Linked DNA regions of Homo sapiens: region 2 is linked to region 1. A link is an interaction called in ENCODE POLR2A ChIA-PET data of the cell type or tissue named here. Cell type or tissue: PC-9. All regions are shown on one strand. Each heading gives the region's core, and the rest is flanking DNA. Links, peaks and the distances in the headings are about the cores only. Region 1 overlaps CMTM8 (CKLF like MARVEL transmembrane domain containing 8). Region 2 overlaps CMTM6 (CKLF like MARVEL transmembrane domain containing 6).

Region 1 (12,698 bases), core at 1,811-9,810:
GTCTGTTAACAACTAAAGGCTCTGACTAAACTTCCATATTTTCCACTGCCCAGCAGAATCTCTTACAGAACAGCCTGTGGGGGATTCAGATGCCAGCCCAACTGTCGTGTCCCAGCACAAATCAGGAGCATAGCAAGTGTCAGGCTGGGACTTTGTGCTGAGGCAGCTGACAGGCTCCTGCTGCCGAGTTGGACTGCCTAAACTCTTGCTGCTCAAAGTGTGGTCCCTGGACCAGCAGCATCACTGGGAGATTATTAGGAATACAGAATGTTAGGCCCTACTCTAATTCTGATTTGTACTGACTGAATCAGAAATTCTGTAGAGGGCTTCAGAATCTCCATTATGACAAGATTTCCAGATAATTCTTAGGCATCTAAAATGTGGGAAACACTGGTTTAAAAATAGTTATAGATCCATAATCTCTGAGTCAAAACCTTTGGGTCAGATGTGAATTAAGAGTTTGTTTTGTTTCGTTTTGAGATGGAGTTTCACTCTTGTTGCCCAGGCTGGAGTGCAATGGCGCGATCTCAGCTCACTGCAACTTCCACCTCCCGGGTTCAAGCGATTCTCCTGCCTCAGCCTCCCGCGTAGCTGGGATTAAAGGCATGCGCCACCACGCCCAGCTAATTTTATATTTTTAGTAGAGACAGGGTTTCTCCATGTTGGTCAGGCTGGTCTCAAACTCCCCAACTCAGGTGATCCACCCGCCTCGGTCTCCCAAAGTACTGGGATTACAGGTGTGAGCCACGGCGCCCAGCCTAAGAGTTTTTTTTTCTTTCAAATTTTGGAAAGGTAATAAGGTAATTTGGTGCATTTACAACAATATGTGACATGTACCCCTGAGTCTGGGGCTGTACTGTAATGAGACAAATTAATGTTTCTGCAACAACACGTGGATTTTCCTGCTAAGAGGGATAATGAAGACCACATTGCTACCATGTCAGCTCAGGTCAGCTTTTACTACCAAATGACTTTTGAATTTAGTCTTGCTTTTCAGAGCATTTAGGGAATCTAAGATTGTAGAGAAGGGATTGGTAGACTTGGTTTTAGTCCCCTGGGAACTTGTCTGGGAGACCACTGCAGAAACCAGAGTTTTATAATCTTGCGTGTAGTGCCTTCATTGATAAGGCATGAACTTTGCATTGGAATCTTATCTTAACAATAGCTCATCCCCTTAATGTGTCTGGGGAGGTAGAAAGTGACCTATATCCATTTTTAATATGCAGCAGAAACCACAGCTGGTTCCTACTAGCACCTCTGAGCTCCTGGGCTACAACTGTTATGATACCATTTATTCAGGGAGACTTGGATAGGTTTTCCAACAAATCTGATTTAAGCTAAAAGTTCAAAGCAATAAAATTTGCCTTCTTCATAGCACCAAGCACTAGGGTCTACATGCATGTGTTTCCTGAGGATTCGTCCTCTGTAGCTCATCCCTGCTGACCTCACTGCAAGCCTTGTGAGCTCCAGAGAGCAGAGATGTTTGTCTCCTTTTACCGGTTAAAGCAGCTACTATTTTCTTTTCTTTTTTTTTTTGGAGATGGAGTCTTACTTTATTGCCCAGGCTGGAGTATAGTGGTGCAATCTCGGCTCACTACACCCTCCGCCTCCCGGGTTCAAACAATTCTCCTGCTTCAGCCTCCTGAGTATCTGGGATTACAGGCGCTCACCACCACGCCCAGCTAATTTTTGTATTTTTTTAGTAGAGACGGGGTTTCACCGTGTTAGCCAGGCTGGTCTTGAACTCCTGACCTCAGGTAATCTGCCCGTCTTCGTCTCCCAAAGTGCTGGGATTACAGGCGAGAGCCACCGCACCTGGCCGGCAGTTACTATTTCTTAAGTACATACTATGTGCTAGATGTCACACTGGGTCCTTTATATTTTACATCATTTCATTTAATCCTTACAGTAACTCTGCAAAGATAGAATGCATTATTTCCATTTTGCAGATGAAGAAACTGGGGCACTGAGAGGATGCTTGAGAGCCAGGAATGGGAGGCAGGTCTTCTAATACCAACCACAGTTGTGAACCTTGGAGTCTGTTTGGCTCCCAGTATACACAGATATTCCAGTTTCTCTTGCCCTTGGAAGTAGCCATTTCCACTGTGCCATCCTGAGCAGGAAGTGCCAGCCCAGATGTTGGGTCTTGGCAGTCTTTTCAGCATAGCAGTTCTAAAGAGTCCCATTTGTTATTGTAAATCTTCCAAAAGACCCTTCTTCTAATGATGGTGCCAGAACTGAGCACATGACTTATTGGCAGGGGCTGAGAGTCAGAAAATGGGACCTTCCTGTTGCTCTGTCTCCAGCCAGCCTGCCTGAACCTACAGGCCTAAGTCCCTGCTGTCACCTGGTGGGATCATGTTATAACCAGGATCCACTGAGTCTTCCTGTCTCCTCTTAACCAGTCAATCCAAATGCCTTAGCCTGACGGGCACAGTCAATTTCTAAATGACTGCCTCTGGCCTCTAGCTGATACAATCATTAAACAGGAATAAGAAAAGTAAGTTACTGTGTATACTTTATAGTTTACACAACTCTTTAACAATATGGTCTCCTTTGAGATGGGTGAGACTTGTATAGTTTTTCCCATTTTGTAAATTGAGTACAATCAGTTTGATGGTAGGTTTAATCCCTATAAGAGAGGTCCAAAACAACATTGGTTTAAAACTTATTTCTCTCTCCTGTGATAGTCCAGAAGTAAGTCACCTGTTCTATAAGATCACCTGTGCCCCAGGTTCCTCCTTTCTTGTGACTCTGCCATCTTTAACAGTTGGCCTGTGGTCCAAGGTGGCAGCTTCAGCACCTGCCATCACATCTAGATTCCTAGTCAGGGGGAGAGAAGGTAAAAAGTGGGCAGTGGAGGGTACTTCTTCCCTTTAAGGCACAGTGTTGACATTGTATATGTTACATCTGCTCACATTCTGTTAGCCTAAACGTGGTCACCTGACCACATCTCCTTCCAAAGGAGGCTGGAAGGTGGAATCTTTAGGTGGCCATGTGCTCAGCTGGAAACTCCGTTACCATATAATAAGAGAGAAACATAGCAGGAGACAGCCAGCAGCTCTGCCACAGACGAAGCAGCTGAAGAGGTTATTTCCCCAAAGCCACATAGCTGTGAGCGCTGCATTGGCCCATCTCCTGTATCCTGCAGCCCTTCTTCTAGTTGCTTATCATATCTTCCTTCTTTCTTTTTTGGTTGTGGATTCAAAATACAGCTTTTTAGATGAAACCTACATGGAGATTCCCAACAGACCTGATTCAGTGTGTCTGGGGTAGGGCCTGGGAACATGCTTTTCTGACAGATTTCCAGATAGTGCTGATACCACTCCTGCACTTTGAGTAGCACTGAGCTCCTTTACTAGCTGGTTGTAGACAAGGTGGGGAGGGAAAAGGGGATTCTTAGCCAGCATCAGCCTGTACCTTTTCCTCAGCCTTTGCCCAGACCCAATCTCTTCTGTCAAGCATGAGTGTCTCTTCCACCAATGTGTGGTAATAGGGACTAGAGAGCCAGAAAGGCAAGCCGCAGGTGAAGCGGACATCCCTACCACCCTTAAGAAATGGACTCTGGGCCAGGTGCAGTGGCTCATGCCTTGTAATCCCAGCACTTTAGGAGTTCAAGGCAGGAGGATCACTTGAGCCCAGGAGTTCAAGACCAGCCTGGGCAACATAGCAAGACCTGTCTCTACTAAAAATAAAAATTAGGCCGGGTGCGGTGGCTCACGCCTGTAATCCCAGCACTTTGGGAGGCTGAGGCGGGTGGATCATGAAGTCAGGAGATCGAGACCATCTTGGCTAACCCAGTGAAACCCCATCTCTACTAAAAATACAAAAAATTAGCCAGGCGTGGTAGCATGCGCCTGTAGTCCCAGCTACTCAGGAGGCTGAGGCACGAGAATCGCTTGAACCTGAGAGGCAGAGGTTGCAGTGAGCCAAAATCACGCTACTGCAGTCAGCCTGGGTGACAGAGTAAGATTCTGTCTCAAAAGAAAAAAAAAGACAGAAAAGAAATGGACTCTGATGGAAAAGATGTGTACAAGGCTGATTATACTAAGCAGAGGGATATTTAAATAAATGCTAAGAAGAGAGGCAGGTGAAGCTCCAGGGGAGCCATCCTTCCCAAATGTTCACTTAAATTTTCAGCGGTTTGGGTATGCCAGATGGTGAACCTAGGTAGCTATGTCTTTAAACTCTTGAGGACTCTTGAGGATATCAGATGCCTGAAAATCTTGCCTTCTTAGCTGTCTGAATAGATGTAACACTAGGGACAGGAGCTGCTCATTATCCCCCACTATCCATTTTCTTCTGTAGTAATAGAAGTTTCAGTTGAGCCTTGGCCCCTCTGCCACTGGGTGGGCCCTGGGACTGAGTTCCAGCTGAGGGGATGTTCGCAGCAGTGATGTGTGAAGCACCATGGCCCTAAAGTGGGGCTGCTTTTTTTTCTTCTCCCCCTCCTCCCCTTCCTAGCAGCTGGGATTCTGCTGTGGTAGTGGGACACCTCCTGGGCCATGTGGAGAATGGTGAGACCCTGGAGATGGCCAAGTATTGTGGATGGAGCCTGTGTCCCTGTCACCCCGAGGCTGCCAGACCAGCTCTGGCTGCCTAAGCCTTAGATAGGAGTAAACTCTCTTTCCTAAGCCACCGTCTTGGGTCATGTCACCACAGCCAAATTTACTAACTGTATATTATCTCAGGGCTTCTTTCCATTATCTTGAGATCTGAGATTTATCTTAATATGTCCACAAGTACTATGCATAGCTGGGTAAAAATAAGCCGGTATTTGAGAAAAAAAAAAAGAGAGAAAGAGAACATTTTTATACCAAGGAGGGATTGACTTTCAGAAAAGAGTAGACTTCTCTCTCCTCCCTTCCTCCAAAAAAAGAAGTTGGAAACCTTCTGTTTTTGTGTGTGTGTTTTTGGTTGTTCTTTGTTTGTTTTTGTTTTTGAGATGGAGTCTCACTCTGTCACCCAGGCTGGAGTGCAGTGGCGTGATCTCGGCTCACTGCAACCTCCCTCTCCCAGGTTCAAGTGATTCTCAAGCCTCAGCCTCCTGAGTAGCTGGGATTACAGGGCCCATCGCCACATTTGCCTAATTTTTGTATTTTTAGTAGAGATGGGATTTCACCATGTTGGCCAGGCTGGTCTCGAACTCCTGACATCTCAGGTGATCTACTCGCCTCGGCCTCCCAGAGTGTTGGGATTACAGGTGTGAGCCACTGCACCCAGCGGAATTTTTAAATTACTATATTGTCCTTGTAGCTCTCTTTCACTGTGGCCCAGGGAACTGGCATTTCAGTTGGAGGAGCTATAAGATTTTTCAACTTGAATAGTCTCTGATCCAGGGCCTATTTCTCTATAGCAACAAGACCTCATGTTTCTATGAAACTCAGTAACATTCTAGAACCCTCTGAAGCTTCACATATCCCTCCTTCATTTCTGTAGCCCAGATTTCTTTTTTTAACCTTTATGACGATCCTGGTTTCTTTGCTCTTCTCTTTTCTTTCATCTCTCCACTTATTTTCACTACATTTCCTCCAACCCAGGCATTCCCCGGACATGTTTACTTTTGGGAGTGTTAAACAAGACTAGGGAAGTCACAAAGTTAGGCATTGTGAGATAGTGCCTGAGAGAGGCTTGTAATAAACTGGCAGAGCCCCCAGTGTGGGGGGCGCACAGAGGGAGAATGCCCCTGCCTTCTACTCACGTCTCTACCAACCCTCTTCCCCTTCCCCATTTCTTTCCAAGGGAAATAGCAGTTTCTTGTTTCTTTAGAGTTCAGAAAAAATGGGCCATACTTACTGAGAGATGGGATCATTGCATGTTCACAGGTCGTAGACTCAGAGAGTCTTTCTTTCCCCATCTCCTCTCTGGCCCCCTCGTCCACATGGGCTCGTGCACAAGGCCCAGGACGTCAGGGCAGTTCTGGCCAGGCTGAGCTTTCCCTGAATTCTCTTTCATTCATTCTCATTCATTCTTTCCTTGTATAAAGAACTAGACATGCATGAGAGCCCTGAAACCCATCCTCAAAGATGTTCGTTGCAGTAGCATTTGTAATCCTTGAAAAATTAGCAACATTGAAATGCCCATCAATAGGGGAAAAGTTAAATTATGAAGTATTAGTGGCAAGACAAGACTAAATGGCTTGGCAAGTATTAAATTTGCGTGACTCTATATTCTAAGAGGTGATATGGGGAAATAATACCAGTAAGAGCTTTTGTGTTAATGCACAGATGTGTTTCTAGACCAAAAAGTAAACAAAAGAACACAACCGACATTCCTAATGAGTCATTTAGTGAGACCAGGGCTTCTTAGGGGACAGTTTCGGCAGCCTGACCCTGGGTCTGACTGTGATGAAGCCCTTGTCTTAAAGGTTAAGTGCCCTGACCTGAAGACAGTGTGAGCACAGGTGGAGGTGGCGACAGGAACATACAACCTCTGCCACAAGGCCAGGGCCTGCAGTGGGAAAATTCTATGTAGCTTTTTTTTCTCTGAGAAGAAAGAGATTGCTTCCTCCCTTTCCCCTACCCCTTCCTCTGTCTCCAAGTTACTGAGGGAAAGATGTTAGACCACAGAGGGCCCACTCCTGAGAGGCATCCCCCTTCCTCCCCAGTTGGTTTCTGCTCTGGTTTCACCTCACCCCTGCCTCTCCCCTGTGTTCAGGCAGGACCCAGCTTTGCATGGTTTCCTATGCATGGTTCAGAGCATGGTTTCTTAGAGTTTAGACATAACTGAAAACCAAATACCTACCGGGACTTACATATCTTCTCTAAAAATAGGAACAAATAAGGTAAAGCCAAGGGTAACATTAGTTCCCAAAGGGCTGTAACCGCCTTTTTAAGAACTTGCAGCTAGGACAGAGGAGCTCATTTAAATATCCCTCCCTGTTTGGAATGGGGGGTTAGGGAATCAGCTGGGCCTGTTTTGGGGGACACTGTATTGCGCCTCTACGTCAGGGACACATGCAAGGGCTACAGCTGCGGCTGAGGGCCAGGGGCTGAGGCTGAGCCCACCGAGTGGGCGCCACTGCTGCCTGCCATCCTCAGACAGCATCAGCTTGGCTGACATCTGGATGAGATGAGGCTCAGGAGCAAACCGAAGAAGCAAAATGACTGAAGGGGCGGCATGCAGTCTCAGTGTCTCGTGGGGGCAGGGGTTGGCATCTGGTATGAGCTGCCGTAAAACCCTCTCCTCTCGCACTTAGAGCTGCCTTCCCACAGCCTTCTCCCCCACCCTCCCACAGGTGTCCACTTGGGCCCCTCCCCACACCAGAGGTACAGCCCTCATCACTTCTGAAGTCCAGAGGTATGCAGACCCTCCCCTCTCCCTAAACACTCTGCCCCTGTGTCCCCCCAGGGCCTGTGCTTTAACGGCAGTGCCTTCGTCTTGTACCTCTCTGCCGCTGTTGTAGATGCATCTTCCGTCTCCCCTGAGAGGGACAGTCACAACTTCAACAGCTGGGCGGCCTCATCGGTGAGTAGCCCTCCATCCCCACATGATCCTCCTCTTCCCTCTCCAAGGCTTGCTTGGGATTGGGGAAGACAGAGTCATCTGCAGGAAAAAGCAGCGCTTGCAGTAGTGACAAATTAGCAATTGGCTTATTGATTTGAAAATATCTAAAACTGGCAGGGGGCAGAGGGCCCTCCTGGCCCGAAGTGGGAAAAGGCTGGGAGACTGCTTGAGTGAATGCCGAATGACTGGAACAAGATAAGTATTCAAGGGAGAAAAGCTGTTTAAAGCATGCTAAGAATAATTCTACTGCCTATAATTTAGTAAGTGGGGGAAGGTTGCAGAAAATGAACAGAATATAATTCCATTTAGTTTTTTTTAAGTGAAAATATTTGTTTATGCATTGAGAATGCCTAGAAAAATATATACCAGTAGAGGTTCCTTCTAGAGACTGGGATCGGGAAATGAGGGGAGTGAGACAAGAAACTTCTATTTTTTTTTTTTTTTTTTTTTAGAGAAGGGGTCTTGCTCCATCACCCAGGCTGGAGTGCAGTGGCATAATTATAGCTCACTGCAACCTGGAACTCCTCAGCTTGAGCCATCCTCCTACCTCAGCCTCCTGAATAGCTGGGACTAGAATCCTGCACCACCATGCCCAGCTAATGTTTTAACTTTTTTGTAGAGACTAAGTCTCACTATGTTGCACAGGCTGGTCTGGATTTCCTGGGCTCAAGTGAGCTTCCTGCCTTGGCCTCCCAAAGTGCTGGAATTACAGGCATGAGCCACTGCGCCTGACCTTACTTTTTAATTTATATACTTCTGTTTGCATTTTTAAACCATAAGTGTGTATTATTTTTCTAATTAAAAAAAACTGGTATTAAGAATCTCTCTGAGATTGGCCTTAAAATAGCCCATCTCCAAAAGAAGCCTATCGGGGGAAGGAGGGAGGCAGTTAGACAGAAATGCCAAAATGATTATGTCAAAGCTGATTGATGGTACATGGGGGTTCATCATATTCTTTACTTTTATTTCTGTTTGAAGATCTCTATTTAAAAGTAGATTGGTCGGGCACAGTGGCACATGCCTGTAATCCCAGCACTCTGGGAGGCCTAGGTGGGTGGATCACCTGAGGTCAGGAGTTCAAGGCCAGCCTGACCAACATGGTGAAACCCCATCTCTACTAAAAATACAAAAAAAAAATGAGCCGGGGGTGGTGGCGGGCACCTGTAATCCCAGCTACTTGGGATGCTGAGGCAGGAGAATTGCTTGAACCCAGGAGGCAGAGGTTGCAGTGAGCCAAGATCACGCCATTGCACTCCAGCTTGGGCAACAAGAGCGAAACTCCGTCTCGAAAAAACAAAATAAAAGTAGAGCATATGGATGCCGGTGACATTAAAAATCACAAGCTTCGTCAAGACTGGGCTCAAGTTAACACGTAGCAAGAATGGACTAGAACTAGGTGGAGGCTGCCCCATTAATTAAGAAGGGCCTGCATTTTCCTCCTCCCTGTTCACACCTCACATACCATGTGGGCTCATTGCTTACTCTGGCCCACTCGACTCATTTATGTGAACTGACACTGTAGCAATCCGAGATTGTACCCCGGACCTAGATTGCCTGTGCTACATTAGAAATGATACACTTTCCTCAGATGCACTGCCGCCGTATTCACTCCTAAGTGAACTCCCTGAGGTTATTTGAGCAAAACTACAGGCTTTCAGATGTTCTCCGAAATAAAAACAGCATAACCAGAAATCATTTGAGAAGGATAGTAATTGAACCAATAAAGTAGTTTTAGATGGCAAAGCCTGGTATCAAGAAAAGGTAGTGAGTGGGTGATTCAATGGAGGTGAAATGATAACTTTTGCTAATTAGGATGTGCCCTAAACCCCACTTCTATTATGCTTTGTTTTCTCCAGTTCTTTGCCTTCCTGGTCACCATCTGCTACGCTGGAAATACATATTTCAGTTTTATAGCATGGAGATCCAGGACCATACAGTGATTTACCATTTTGATAATTAAAAGGAAAAAAAAAGGAAGACTCTCACTGTAAAAACAGCTGTAGGTATAATGTATATTCCCAGAGAATTGTATTTAACTAATTAATGTTTTTTATATTCTTAAATTTGCTCACAAATTGTGGTTTGTTACAATTAAACTGGATACTTATTTGCAAAGTGTTGTAGCTTATAATGAACTCTTAAGTATCTTATTAATGTATTAATGTCTTCATAGATCATATTTTCTTAGACAATGTTTAAATAGATAAATTGCTAATATTGAGAATGTGTCAAGTTTGTAAACCTAACTTTTAAGATGCCAGATTCTTTTTTGATTAAATGTTGCAAAATCCCAAGTAATGTTGTGTTTGATTGGAGAAAGGAGACCTACCTGTTGAAGCCAGAGGCTAGGCTGTCAAGGCTGGTGGGAGGCTGGGAAGTCTCCCTCTTCACAGGGCTGCATCGTATGATATTGTCAGGTGACACTTATCCATAGTCTTAGGGCAAAGAGGCGGGAGATTCATCTCCCCAATTCTGGGGATCATAGATCAGTGTTCATGATTTTCATATGCTAACAGGTTGCCCCAGAAAGCATCTATTCAGACCTGGCCTTGGACATCAGTGATAAGCTCATGGGAAGTTATGCTACTAAGTGCAGTGACTGACGTGCTTGTGATATTTTTTCTAATATGCATTATAAAAAAATATATAACTATTAAAAGGATAAATATCTGAATATATTGAATATATCTTAAAATTATCTTGCTGGCTGGGCGCCGTGGCTCATGCCTTGTAATCCCAGCACTTTGGGAGGCCGAGGCAGGTGGATCACGAGGTCAGGAGATCGAGACCAGCCTGGCCAACATGGTGAAACCCCGTCTCTACTACAAATACAAAAATTAGCTGGGCGTGGTGGCGGGTGCCTGTAATCCCAGCTACTTGGGAGGCTGAGGCAGGAGAATCACTTGAACCCAGGAGGCAGAGGTTGCAGTGAGCCAAGATCACACCACTGCACTCCAGCCTGCTGACAGAGCAAGACTGTGTCTCAAAAAAAAAAAAAAAAATTGCTGACCACAGTAACATGTGTGCTATCTTTTGTGAAAACTACTGGGCCAGGCCAGGCACAGTGGCTCATGCCTATAATCCCAGCACTTTGGGAGCCTGACTGAGGTGGGCAGATCACTTGAGGCCAGGAGTTCGAGATCAGCTTGGACAAGATGGCAAAACTCCATCTGTACCAAAAATACAAAAAAATAAGCCAGGCATGGTGGTGCACCCCTGTGGTCCCAGCTAATTGGAAGGCTGAGATAGGAGGATCCCTTGGACCTGGGAGGAGGAGGCTGCAGCTAGCCGTGATCATGCCACTGCACTCCAGCTTGAGCAACAGAGTGGGGCCCTGTCTCAAAAAAAAAAAAAAAACTAATAATAAGACACTGCTGGACCAAAAGGTTTCAATATTCCAAATCTCCAGTGCAAAAATATTATAACATCATTATTAGATATTATCAGTTAAGGAGAAGAACTCACATCAGCAAGACAGTATGAACTTAGAGGAAGTGTTTTTAGATAGGACGATTCTTGCTAGTACAGCAGTGTATCTTGGATGATTTTTCAATATGAGCTTTTGAAAAACAAAAAACCACAGAAACGTTAGTGTAGTTGATGAGCGTGAACAAAGCTGAAGCTGTGCGCTCTGTTGATATGACTCCCATGGCCTCTGCCTCTTGATCTCTCACCTGTTTAGCAGTGCTGTTTTTTTCTGTTTGTGCTGGTTCTCTTTTTCTAATTCCATATCCAAGCTCTGATTACCCCTACATAGGAGAGTTGAGATTTCTTCAGTGTCTAGTCATACCCACCCCAGACCTTTGAAAGTACCAATGAAGAATGTTCTGGGGTTGTGGACTAGGCCCGCCCAAAGAGGTAGTGGGGAAGGAAGCTCCAAAAATGAGAGGTGAGTGTAGGGTATGGATGTGTGAGCAGGTGGTGTCGGGGGGCACACAAGGCCACTCTGTGCCCAAAATGTAGCAAGCCATGGAAGGCTGAACTTCCATAACACAGACCTGTAGGCAACTGGTGATGTGATCTTTGGGGAGCTGATTCCCAGTCATCACTGATTTTGCAGAAAAGCTGAAATAACTAGTCACAGTTGGCATGCTCTGCCCTTCCGTCCAGCTCTCCCTCTCACACTCACCAAAGCATGTGCACCTTCCACATACCCTGTGGGTTTTTCAAGTACTTTATGTTGCAAACAACACTCCATAAAAGTCAGAAAAAACAGTAACCTACAGAGGCCTGCTTCTGGAAACAGAAAGAAGCCTGCTTTTATGCTCCACGCAAGCATGTGTGTGTCATTTCTATAATCACGGCCACATTTATAGAACGTAACTTCTGGGGTGAAAAGTGCCGTAAACCACACTCTGAAATGTCCTTCAAGTAGACTGTAATTTTAGTTCTTTCTTGAACTGGTAGCACCAAAGGCATCTGTTTCAAAAGAGCAATGCCTAGTTTGTGTCCATGCAGGGGCACTTGCTGTCTTGTCTTTATTGGTGTTTCTTCAGAAGCATGATCCTTTATGTTACCCTGAGAGTTCACTAAAACAATAACAGCAAAAAGCATTTATTTTTCACTGAAAAGAAATTATTATTTCATCTTTTGAATACTGAGACTTCGTTCATGAATAAGCTTTAAGTGTAGGTTTTTAGACAACAAAATGATTCTCTGTTGTTCAGATTGGAGCTGTAAGTTGTGAATTGGGTTTGCTTTAATTTTTTTCTCTTAAAAAACAAGAGAAAACAAAGCCACACACAATACAGTCAACATAAAAATAGGTTTCTGGGGGCTTGAAAAATATTATTACAGGGATAGTGTACAAGGTACTTAAACTCATCTCTGCCATCTGCGCTTGCCATCTGCATTCACCTCTCAGCCATTCCAAAACCTTCACGTCCTCTTTGGTGGAGCAGAGTGAGTTTTTAACTTGATATATTTACCCACTCATGGCAAATCAATAAAGTGCTTTAGGCAATTAATCTCTCTTTATTGCTATTTCCAACTTACTGCTCCCAAAAGATAAATATTTGGCCAACCTTTGAAAACTACAAGAAAATCTAGAGAAGAGGATGTTCGATATCAGTATTTATTTTTTATTTTTAAGTTGCTCCCTTCATAGGAAAATCCCTTCGGGGCATCAGCACACAAAAGATTATAAATACATGAAATATCTCTGTAATAGAAGGTAGACGTTTAGAAATGCT
Region 2 (12,698 bases), core at 1,630-9,629, 120 kb after region 1:
AAAAATATCAAATGTTGGCAAGGATTTAGAGAAAGGGAAACTCTTATGCACTGTGGGTGGAAATGTAAATTAGTACAGCCATTATGAAAAACAGTATGGAGGTTCCTCAAAAATTAAAAACAGAACTACCATATATGATCCAGCAGTCTAATTACTGAGAATACATTCAATGGTGGTGAAATCAGTATGTCAAAGAGCTATCTGCACTCCCATATTTATTGCAGTGCTATTCACAATAGCCAAGATACAAAATCAATCCAAATGTCCATCTACAGATGACTGGATAAAGAAAATGTGGCATGTGTGTACAGAAATACACGATAGAATATTGTTCAATCATAAAACAATGAAATCCTGCTTTTTTTTGCAGCAACATGGATGAACCTGGAGGACATTATGTTAAGTGAAATAAGCCAGGCACAGAAAGACAAACACCACATGATCTCATTCATCTGTGGAATCTAAAAAAGTTGATTTCACAGAATGAGAGAGTAGAATAACGGTTACCAGTGTCTGGGGAGGGTAGTGAGTTTGCAGGAGTGGGGACTGGGAGAGGTTGGCCAATGGATACAAAGTTACAGTTAGGAAGAATAAATTCTGGTGTTCTATTATACAGCAGAGTGACTGTAGAAATGAATAATGTAGGCGGGCCAGTGGTGGCTCACCCTTGTAATTCCAACACTTTGGGAGGATCGCTTGAGCCCAGCAATTCAAGACCAGCTGGGGCAACATGGCAAAACTCGTCTCTACAAAAACTACAAAAATTAGCTACTCGGGGGCACTGAGGTGGGAGGAACGCTTGAACCCAGACGGTCAAGGCTGCACTGTGCTCCAGCCTGGGCGACAAAACAACCCTGTCTCAAACAACAACAATGTAGTGTATATTTCAAGATAGCTAGAAGACTTTGAATGTTATCACTACTAAGAAATAATAAATGTTTAAAGTGATGGATATGACAAACCCTGATTTGATACAATGTACACATATATTGAAACATCATACTGTACTCCATAAATATGTATAATTGTCAATTATAAATAAAAAATTAATTTAAAAAAGGAATATTCTATACTTCCTAAAATGTTTAAAGGTTTACATCTTATATTTAGTACTTGATGCTACTTTGGTTTTGATGTATTGTGTGAATGCCTCACACCATCTAGTTTATTGTTTCAATGGGTGGCCCCTTCTCTGACATACAATGTTGCTTCTGTTTAAGTGGATATATATGTATAGGTCTGTTGCTGGCTTTCTTGGGCTATTTTTTATTACCTATGTTAATAACACAGACTTGATCAAACCTTAATTTCTGATAGTGCAATTTCAAAATTGTTTTATGCTTGGCTTTTTTTTTTTTTTAAGATGGGGTCTCACTGTGTCACCCACTCTGGAGTGCAGTGGCACAATCACAGCTCATTTCAGCCTCACACTCCTGGGAGAAAATGCTGTTAGGATCCTCTAGCGATCCTCCCACTTTAGCCTCCTTAGTGGATTGGACCACAGGTGCAGGCCACTGCGCCTGGCTAATTTCAGATCTGTTCTTTTTCCTCAAGATTGCTTTGGCAATCCAGAGTCTTTTGCACTTCCATATGAATTTTCAGATTATTTTTTCTATTTCTGAGAAATAAAGGTCAACAAACAAGTGAAAAGACAATCAGGTTCACCAGAAACAGGAAGAATACAAAAAAAAAAAAAAAAAGAGGCACCATTTCAGTACCAGACGAGCAAAAATGTTAAGTTGAACTAATATTAAGTGCATTACAAGAGTGGGGAAACCAGCACCTCATTCACTGCTGAGGGAAATATAAACTGGGTCTACCCTTTGGAGATCCATCTGGAAATATTTAGCCATGCTGAAATCATAACGTACCTTCTGACCCACCAGACAATTTAACTTCTAAGTAGTTACCCACCATGTAAATTCTCACATGTGCACAAGAAGAGATGTTCAAATACATTTGTTCCCTGTAATGTTAAGATGGTCAAAAGCTGAAAATGCTGTTAGAATTTTTCTATCAGTAGGAGAATAAGTAAATTGTGACATATCCATACAATGAAATACCAAACAGCATTTAAAATGAATGAACCAGAGTTACAACCTTGAAGCAAATATGGCAAAATGTTATAATCTATTAAAGGTGAGTGAGTGGAGTCTACAACAGGTATTATCCTCTGTGCTTCCAGTACTTGAAATATTTCAGGCCAGGCGCCGTGGCTCATGCCTGTAATCCCAGCACTTTGGGAGGCAAGGCAGGTGGATCACCTGAGGTCAGGAGTTTGAGACCAGCCTGACCAACATGGTGAAACCGCATCTCTACTAAAAACACAAAAAAATTAGCAGGGTTTGGTGGCATGCGCCTGTAATCCCAGCTACTCAGGAGGTTGAAGCAGGAGAATCGCTTGAACCCGGGAGGCAGAGGTTGCAGTGAGCCAAGATGGCGCCACTGCACTCCAGCCTGAAGGATAGAGCAAGACTCTGTCTCCAAAACAAACAAACAAATTCAAAAATTTTAAAAAGTAGCTAAATATAAAAATGTTGGGGAAAAGACAATACTTCTCCCCCCACCCCGTTGTTTTTTTGTTTGTTTGTTTGTTTTTTTGAGATGGAGTTTTGCGCTTGTTTCCCAGGCTGGAGTGCAATGGCATGACCTCGGCTCACTGCAACCTCCGCCTCTGGGGTTTGAGCGATTCTCCTGCCTCAGCCTCCAAAGTAGCTGGGGTTACAGTCATGTGCCACCACACCCAGCTAAATTTTGTATTTTTACTAGAGATGGGGTTTCACCACATTGGCCTGGCTGGTTTCGAACTCCTGACCTTAGCTGATCCGCCTGCCTTGGCCTCCCAAAGTGCTGGGATTACAGGAGTGAGCCACTGCGCCCAGCCTCCCCCTTTATTATATCAATTTCTATGACACACATTACTGTACTTGTAGAAAAATTTGGCCACTGAATTCACCAATGTACCCAGATGTCTTATGAAATAAGTTTTTCTTACTGTTTAAGACACATTTAATTAGATTTTCTGCTTCTTGCAGCTTATTGCATATTGATACAATGCTCTTTATCAAAACAAAACTCAACTCTAAACTCTGAAGAATGTACAAATTCCAGTGAGTTCTTGATGACTATAAAGACCCTGTTATTCTCACACAGGGTGGAGGCAGGAATTTCGCAAACTACACAAATAGCTGTAGTTTTACCAGCACCACCCTAATAATTTTGCTTCACACTTTCCCAATCATTGAACAGTTCCTAAGATAATGTGCCTATTTTGTTTTTAGCATTGTTAGCCACATCTAGAAATGTGACAAGGAGTCTAAATTGCTTCTTTGGAAGTATTTAAAGCCATTTGTAAGTCTTCCTCTGTGGTTCCCTAAAAATGTTGTTTAAATGTGTATTCTAACTTTCCAACAAGAGGGACAGTTTATGGATGGGAAATGGATTTGTTTCTTTTCTATCCTAGATATATCTAAAATCTAGTATTCTATATAGGCACTCAACAAGATTGTGCAGCCAACTCCCACAACTACAGAGACAGCTTTTCATTTAAACATCACACTTCTGTAATAAACACTTACAAAGGTAAGAACGTTTTAATTAAATGGATTTATTTAAAAAGACTATAAAATCTGACATCAAGAGAGATAAAAAAAAAAGACCCATAAGATTTAAATTGACAAATATAAAATGATTGGCTACAATGTAAAAATACATTTCCCAGCCCCCAAACAAAACACAAGTATAGTAATTATAAAATTTTTGTACTGTGAGTTCATTTCTCTTATAATTCTTGAGAACCATTCTAAGCAATCTATTTGTATAAAATATAAAATTTATCATAACTGTTAATTTAAAAATTATTTTAAATTTGAGTTTATTGAATTTGCCATTTTTTTGTACATAACAGTGGTTTCTGGTCCCAAGTTCCCCTTGAACTTATTTACTACAATGGTCTTTTTACTCCTATTTATTTCCTTCTACAATAGAAAAGAAAGGCTAACCATTCATGGGTCCCATAAAAAACAATGTGAAGGAAGGTTCTAAGAGTGACCAAATATACCAGTGAACATACTATCTTTCTGAAAAAGAAAGAATTAAGTGACCAACTAAGAGATCCACTTTTGCACCAATGAAACACATGGAGGTGAAACCTCAGAACAAGCGGAGCTTAAGCTCAATGACAGTATGTTTTATATGACAGGCCAGCTGAGAATGTATCTGTCAATCCTGACTAAGCCCAATACATGGGTGGTGACCCTGAGGTAGCCCAGATGATATGCTCTGAATTTTAGATAGGTCTAAATCACAATGGTACAGTCTGATGTGAAACTTTAGTCTACCTACCATAAACTCGTTTTCTGAATCAGTCCTTATTCATAATTAGACCCAAAACCCAGCTATTTCTCCTCTCTTAGATGACATGCCCAATAAAAACAGCATCCATGATTGGTTTCATTATCTCCCAATTAAGTAGTGGTGACACCACCACTAACACTAGTATCCAAACTCTGATACAAATCCTAAAGGTATTGAGTCAGTAAGACAGAGCAGAAGCTATGTTGGGCCATACTGACCAATTTCTGAGAACCACATTAGCCACATTCATGCAATTAAAACCCATCTAAGACACACAAATGGCAGATGAGAAAAAAAAAAAAGGATGAGGTCATTAAACTTTATCACTGGAAACATGATTCCACTGTTTCAAATAGGAAACCTACCCTGGGAGACTTCCACCAAAGTGCAGAAGGACCTGATGCACGGGCTCATCATCTTAACACTAGAGTCCCAAGTCAAAACTCTAGGAGGAGGATAAGAAAGGTCTAGTCTGTGAATCACCTGGACAGAAAGGTCATATCCCAAGTGCCCTGCCTATCTGTGACAGCTGCTAGCCAACAGACAATTCTGGTTATGAAGTTATCTCTTGAGAATGGCTTGATTCTCTTATGCCACCAACAGTATTAGTCTGGGCAGGGTTCCCTGGATATTTACTTTTTTTTTTTTTTTTTTTTGCCAAAGACAAACTAGAGCAATGCCTATGTAAGAACAAGGACTCTCAAGATCCTGCTACACAGTATTCACAATCAAAAGGGCCCAAGATTCAGGACCACCTAAAGACAACTGACAAAAAGTGTCAGAGCCAGAGGCCAACCTCTGCTAGATGAAGCAGCAGCACATGACTCCATTTCTATCTGATAAGGAGACAGAGAAGAGGCATCTCGAACAGATGAAAAACCAAAGGCTGGTGTCCTAAAAAAAACAGATTGGCTTCAAAGAAAACACTAAGGAAGACCCACAGAGCTGTATTAATTTTAGTAAAAATAATCATATGCCAACAGGGGAATTGAACCACTTTCTAAATCATAGTATGAACTCATCTCTTCAGATACTTGGTAAGTGGTCAAAGCTTGTTTTTATAATTACTTTCACTGTCTTGGGCAAAAAGTCTTTCTTATCTTTGGTCCTTAGGTGTGGTATCAGTTTCTTCCATTTTTTTATGTGTTACAAAACAATCTTTTTTTTACTTGACATCAACAACCAAGGTGCAGTATAAACACGAAGTTGCTGATATTGTTGCTTTTATACACATAAAATACCAACATCTCCCATACATTTTATAGGCTATACGAAGGTCTCAAAGAATTAATAACCGTTATCCAAAAATATTATAACATTTAAGGCTGAGTGAAATACAGTAAAGCCTGGTAATATATGTTAAGGAAAAAAACCTAGACCAACATTTTAAATATTGGTTTCTTAAATATGTTAAATTCCCATTAACAGAACATAATCTAAGCATCAAAACAAACAGCTAAGCAAATTAATTTAAAAATAAAACAATTTCTAAGTAGATGAATATAATCACGATGTTTATACAGCTATAAAGCATAATTTGGAAGCTAAGCCTAGTAAAAGAATGACCTGTAACAGAATGACAGAATCATTTATCAACCGTTGAGCTGTGTGATTTAAAAACAATTGTTTTCTCCTCCTCCCACCAAAATCTCCATTTGAGATAAGTTTCAATTATTATTTAAAAAAAAATTTTTTTTAACTTATCTGGCCTACTTTGTGGTGACTGACACAATATTGATAAAACTGCCTTCTTGACCTTCCCCTTGCTCTCCAAAAGAAGTGGTTTAAACAATTAACAAATTTTACAAGAGCTTCTGCCAGGGCTCAGGCACCACAATGCAGGGTCACTACCTTAGGTAACATCTGCTCCCCAGAGTCTTTAGGCATTAAGTGGCTCAGTGAGGGCTTCAGCCCTAGTGGTATTTTCAGGTTTTCTCAGCTGGGACTCCTGTCGTTTTTCATACAGCATAGTGATAAAGTCAAGTAGGAACATAAAACTTGCTATAAATCCAAACACCTGAGGAAAAAAAGGAGGAAAGGTTATATGAGAATTTTGGAATATAATCTTACATTTCCTACTTGGCTTGGAGAATGTTTCATATAAACAAGATGTTCATGAATTTTATCTTATACACGACTACTCTTTAATGGTAAAAAAAATTTTTTTAAGTCATCAAAAAATGGAAAGAAGTTATAAAAGAAAAACTTCCAGAATAATGGCTATTAGTCAAAGTCTCACAAAATATTAATGTTCTGCCTTATGTGTGCATGTTTATATGTGGAGGGCTAATATATGAAAGTAGGGTTAACAGATAAACATTAAATCCTATAAAATGATACAAAACAAAAATATTTGCATGGTTAGATTGACCCACAGATGCGATAAGGAAAATACGTGACTAGGCAACTCAGCCTAGGTGAAAATGAAAAAAGTTATTAATATCAAAACAGAAATTCCATTTTGAAGATACTATTAGGTTAAATTACTTAAATAATGTTCCAGTTGTCACACTGCAATGACACAGTGACATGACGCCACTACCTACTTCCTCTTCCTTAAATCACTTCCTCAACTGTTCTCTTCTAAAATACGATCATACGTTCTGAGAATTCTATCAAGAGACAGAAGACCATGCGTCTGCTTCAAATTTAGCTTCTCCACTAGCAAAACCCTTAAGGATATGGGGGCCAGATAAGTTCTCTGTAAAAAAGAGAAAATTGATGTAGGTGATGGCTAAAGTCTCTTCCAAATCTAAACTCCCTATCTCCACGATTTTTATTAATAACATTCTCTTACAGTCTGTTGCAGTCTCCTGACCTCTCCTCCCCCCTCTAAAGAATAAGCATTCCACCTCATTTTACCACAAAGTAAACTGAGCTCCAAATTCATTAAGTCCCCCAGATATCCCCAACATATCCAATCTAAATTTAATTATCAACGCCTCCCACCCTCCCATCCCCCGCCACAAAAGCCAAGTCTTTTTCCCTCTGGAATCTTTATTTTTGACTTGATGGCATTTATCCCCTTATTTTCCTGGCAACTTTCTTAAATACATCAAACTCAGACCAAATGTCACCCTTGTTTTTGAAGCTGTCTCTGATCACCACAAGTCATCTTCTAGCTCTTTTGTTCACACACTTCTGAATTAAAAAAAAAAAAAGAACTTCCTCATGCATTTAAGTCTATAAAACTTTTCATAATTTAAATAGTTACAAAAGGTAATTTCCAGCATATTATAAATATCAGCTTTTTAAACTACCTGTCACTATTAAATATATCCAATGAAATATAAATACTGGGACAGTCTAATTAAAATATAAAAATTTTTTTTATAGCTGTAAATTTTTTCCCTGGAACTCAATTTTTCCTCAACTTCATTTCACTTTCCCCACAGAATTTTATAGTAATGTATTTTTATACAAATAAGTAGCCAGAGCTTTTTAAAATTAAAAATGAGTTAAAAAACTCATTATTTTATTGATCACCATCTCATACTCCTCTGCAACAAAAATGTTTCTAAACTGAAATTAACCATAAAGCCCTATTAAAACTTTGATTTTTCTCTTCTATTGGTTCATGTACCCATGAATAAATATTGCTTATTGCTAGAATGAATCAAGATTCAGTGTTAATTTTATTTCTATGTTTTGTTTTTACACATGTAAGTGCTAAGAAACTGTTGTCATATGAATAGATAAATATAGCCATGCAATTCTCTGAACTCCTTTTGAGTTTTCTATCATAAAATGCAGTTTTAATGATGTATTAGCTGACAACTCTATTAATTACAACTTCAATTTTGTTTTTGGTTTTTGAGATGGAGTCTCACTCTGTCACTTACACTGGAGTGCAGTGGCACAATCTTGGCTCACTGCAACCTCCGCCTCCTCGGTTCAAGCGATTTTCCTGCCTCAGCCTCTCGAGTAGCTGGGACTACAGGCGCCTGCCACCATGCCCGGCTAAGTTTTGTATTTTTAGTAGAGACAAGCTTTCACTATATTGGCCAAGCTGGTCTCAAACTTCTGACCTCCTGATCCGCCCGCCTTGGCCTCCCAAAGTGCTGGGATTACAGGCGTTGACCCACCACCCACCACGCCCGGCCTAACTTCAATTTTGTTAAAAACAAAGTATTAATTGGAAACCAGCTGACTTGCAAGATGATTTGTTGTCCAGTTGCTAGTCATTCAAGTTCACAGCACTGCTACCAGTCCAAGGCCATGATCCTTAATTTACAATTCCGAAACCCAAAGAACTACATTAACTCAAGGTTTTCATGATTCACTTGGCTCAAAATTGACACAAAGTAAGCCTATTTACATGGAGTAAGACTACTTAGTCTTTTCTTATCCCTTTTACTATAAATATTCATATGTTTTACTTCAGATATACCAATGTTAGATTACAGGGTACTGTCGCAGGCCCTCAAGTGGTGTTGTGTAATATAGCATATGTACAGCACTACCTTTCTAAAATCCAGAATATTCTGAATCCAAAAGAAAAAAATTCTGGCCCCAAGAATTTCAGAGAAAAATTGGATCTTTATTTTCAACTGTCTCTTTGTTGTACTCAAGGGTTTTTTTGTTTTACAATTCAGGGTAATCCACCATAATAAGTGATATGGCTTGGGTTTGTGTCCCCACCCAATTCTCATGTCAAATTATAATCCCCAATGTTGGGGGTGGAGCCTAGCTGGAAGTGACAGGATCATGGGGCAGACTCCCCCTCTGGCGCTGTTCTTGTAATAGTGAGTTACTGCAAGATCTGCTTGTTTAAAAGTGTGTAGCACCTCCCCACTCTCTCTATTCCTCCTGCTCTGGCCATGTAAGATGTGCCTGCTTCCGCCTCGCCTTCTGCCATGACTGTAAATTTCCTGAGGCCTCCCTTGCTATGCTTCCTATAGAGCTGTCAGAACCATGAGGCAATTAAACCTCTTTTCTTTATAAGTTACCCAGTGTCAGGTATTTCTATATAGCAGGGCAAGAAGGAACTAATCCAGCAAGATTCAGGACAAGCAAGTTTTTTTTCTTTTTGAGGGGCAAGGTAGGTGGCGACTGTGAATGGGAAGGTGGAAAAGTGCCGGTGAGACTCCTTCACCAGAGATAAATTCTCAGACATACAAGTTTTAAAAAAGATTACATATGGAGGTTTAAAAGCTGGAAATTAATTTCCTCAACACTATCTCTGCCTCATACTCCTTGAAAAGTCTGATGAAACTTTAAGGATATGTATAACCCACTGAAAACTGCTGTCTAGACCAACTTTTTTTTCTATTATTTTTTTTTTTCTTCTTATAGAGATGAGGTCTCACTATGTTGCTTGCCCAGGCTGGTCTTGAACTCCTGGCTTCAAGTGATTCTCTCACCTTGGCCTCCCAAAGTGCTGGGATTACAAGCCTGAGCCACGGCACCCAGTCTCAGAACAACTGCTATTGGTTCATTTAACAAACTCCATTACAATTTTACTTTTCCGTCTCCTTTTCTAGACTGAGTCTCTGAATCATTTCTCCCATATATTCTCCATACCTAGAAAACACCTGGCATGTAGGTGTGCATTTATTGAACTGAAAGTGGAGAAATATAAAATAATAAAGTCAATTTTACCACTTCCATTAGCAATAACACACGGTATGTGGAGTAAGTGGATTTTTTTTAAACAAAATTCAGTCAAATTCTATAGGCTCTAGGTTTTAAAGGCTATCATATTGATTTGCTTGTAGGTCTTCTATTCAAAATTACACTAAAAAGTAAGTTATAAGAAAAACAACTCTAACATGCTGTATAACTTGTCAAGTACTCTCCAAATTCCATATTTCTAAGGAAACAAAAATAAGCAATGTTAAAAATACAAGGTACTTACAATTGCAGCAATCTCAGCTGAAGTCCTGTCATGTGTGGAAACAAAAATGATGGATGCCAACAAAAACACACATCCTGTTCCCAAAGTAATATAAAAATCCTATGCATACATACAAAACACAAAAGGAATACAATACAGTTAGATTCATGGAAATGAACTTTTTCATTTTTAACTTTAAAAAGCTCTGGCTACTTACTTGTTTTTCTTGATACAACCCAAACTTACATACCCAAACTTCTAACTTTTCAATAAGCCTGGCATTCAATAAATACCCTGTAAAAAAACAGTATCCACACTGGGCTGGGATTATTGAGAGAACACATTACAAGATAAACTTTTAATAACAACAATCCCCTATGCCAGGAGAGGTGGCATGAGCCTGTAGTCCCAGCTAACTGGGACATTTTTTATTATCCAGTCCAAAAAAAGAAAAAAAAAAAAAAACAGTCCCGGAAAAGATCTCGTGTGTATCTCGTGCAAGTGTTTGTGTGTGTCCTCTTTTTCTCTGGGACATATTAAAATTATCTAAGCCAAAGCATTTATTACAATTCCATCTTACTTCCAGCAAAAAAGCATTTTTCTTTCCTTTCAAAGTATTTTATGGTAGGATGACATCTCTGAGAGCACTCCAATGCTTTGAAAGCACTTTCTAAAAGAAAGAATTTTAAAAACCACCCGTTATTAAATAGAAGTATGCCAATAGTGTGTTTTTTAGACACTGAAGCTTTCTGGAATAACACATTGCCTTCAACTGTTCCAAGTGGGTAATCTACAGTGAGCTTATATGATGAGTTTATCTACTACATAAAAGCTTCCATATCTTATCATAATGCAGCTTACAATCATGAGATGTTTCATGGGTTTCCAAGTGCTCTCTCAGGCATTACCTCACAAGGCTCTCATATGCCAACTGAAAACAGTAATGACATATATACTTGATTCAGAAAGGGAAACTTGGTAAAATGATAGCCACTCCAAAGGGTTTTAAGTCTGATACTTTTTGAGTTTTCTGAACTGCAAACTCCACTAAACCTAATATCAATAAAACTGGCCAGGCACGGTGGCTCACGCCTGTAATCTCAGCACTTTGGGAGGCCGAGACGGGCAGATCACGAGGTCAGGAGTTCGAGACCAGCCTGACCAACATGGTGAAACCCTGTCTCTACTAAAAATACAAAAAAAATTAGCTGGGCGTGGTGGTGGGTGCCTGTAGTCCCAGCTATTCTGGAGGCTGAGGCAAGAGAATCACTTGAACCCAGGAGGCAGAGGTTGCAGTGAGCCAAGGTCACACCACTGCATTCCAGCCTGGGCGACAGAGCGAGACTCCATCTCAAAAAAAAAAAAAAAAAAAATCAATAAAACTATTTAACACAGAATTCCTAAATTGTCAATCATTCACTTAACATTTATATAAAATGTAAGAGGTTTTCTTGCCGGGCACGGTGGTTCACACCTGTAATCCCAGCACTTTGGGAGGCCAAGACAGGTGGATCACCTGAGGTCAGGAGTTCAAGAACACCATGGCCAACATGGTGAAACCCTATCTCTATTAAAAATACAAAAATTAGCTGGGTGTGGTGGCAGGCACCTGTAATCCCAGCTACTTGGGAGGCTGAGGCAGGAGAATCACTTAAACCCAGGAAGCACAAGGTTGCAGTGAGCCGAGATCGTGCCATTGCACTCCAGCCTGGGTGACAAGAACGAAACTCTGTCTCAAAAAAGAAAAAAAAAAAAAGAGGTTTTCTCTGCTTCTAAAAGGTGTTTCCCTGTAGTACTTTATTTTTTAATCCTTTTGATTATTTCAAATTTATTACATATAAATATAAAATTCTATTTACTAATATTTGGAATACATTCAAGTTAATTGAAACAAGACAATCATTTTTAGACCATAATGTAGTGTTCAATAAACGGGTTCTAGAGCCAGTCTACCTGAGTTCAAATCTGAGCTATACCACTAATAAATGTAAACGTCCCAAAAATGTTGGCTACTGTTGTTCTTAATAGACTCCGACTGCAATAGCATGGGATAGAAGACATTCTCTCTTAAAAAATATTATTCCTTTGGGAGGCCGAGGTGGGCGGATCACCTGAGGTCAGGAGTTTGAGACCAGCCTGGCCAATATGGCGAAACCCCATCTCTACTAAAAGTACAAAAATTTGCTGGGTGTGGTGGCACACGCCTGTAATCCCAGCTATTCGGGAGGCTGAAGCAGGAGAATCGTTTGAACCCGGGAGGTGGAAGATGCAGTGAGCTGCTATTGCGCCACTGCACTCCAGCCTGGGTAACACAGCAAGACTTCTCAAAAAAAAAAAAAAAGTTATTCTTCTTTAGGCACCACCAGTACCACACACTCAAAACACATTCCTCTAAAACAGAAAACCTCTCTTGCATGAAAAAATATTTAAAACCTAAGTGTATTAATATGCAGACAGTAAAAAGTGATTTTGAAACCCTGCAAACAAACATGAAATCCTTATATTA

What was found. ChIA-PET counts read pairs that join two places held together with the same protein. Peaks named below come from ENCODE experiments on the same cell type or tissue, not always from the same donor. Only the 100,000 strongest peaks of a DNase experiment are listed, where the experiment ranks them.
Region 2: POLR2A ChIA-PET joins it to region 1 with 9 read pairs; 9 of 35 experiments call an interaction of 5 or more read pairs at or near these places.

The regions. Positions count from the first base shown.
Region 1 is chr3:32,360,522-32,373,219 of GRCh38, forward strand. It overlaps CMTM8 (CKLF like MARVEL transmembrane domain containing 8), which reads left to right. Exons shown (of 4, transcript NM_178868.5): 3 at 7,351-7,467; 4 at 9,363-9,800. The coding sequence ends at 9,446. LOC124909361 (a long non-coding RNA gene) reads left to right here and starts at 10,837. Exons shown (of 2, transcript XR_007095859.1): 1 at 10,837-12,698. In PC-9, for the core only: no CTCF peak of the experiment used is centred there; a DNase peak (open chromatin) is centred at 6,280; H3K27ac peaks cover 1,330 bases.
Region 2 is chr3:32,477,725-32,490,422 of GRCh38, forward strand. It overlaps CMTM6 (CKLF like MARVEL transmembrane domain containing 6), which reads right to left. Exons shown (of 4, transcript NM_017801.3): 3 at 10,214-10,312; 4 at 3,588-6,373. The coding sequence ends at 6,236. Among named protein-coding and RNA genes, the nearest start is that of CMTM6, 19 kb to the right of the region's middle. In PC-9, for the core only: no CTCF peak of the experiment used is centred there; no DNase peak of the experiment used is centred there.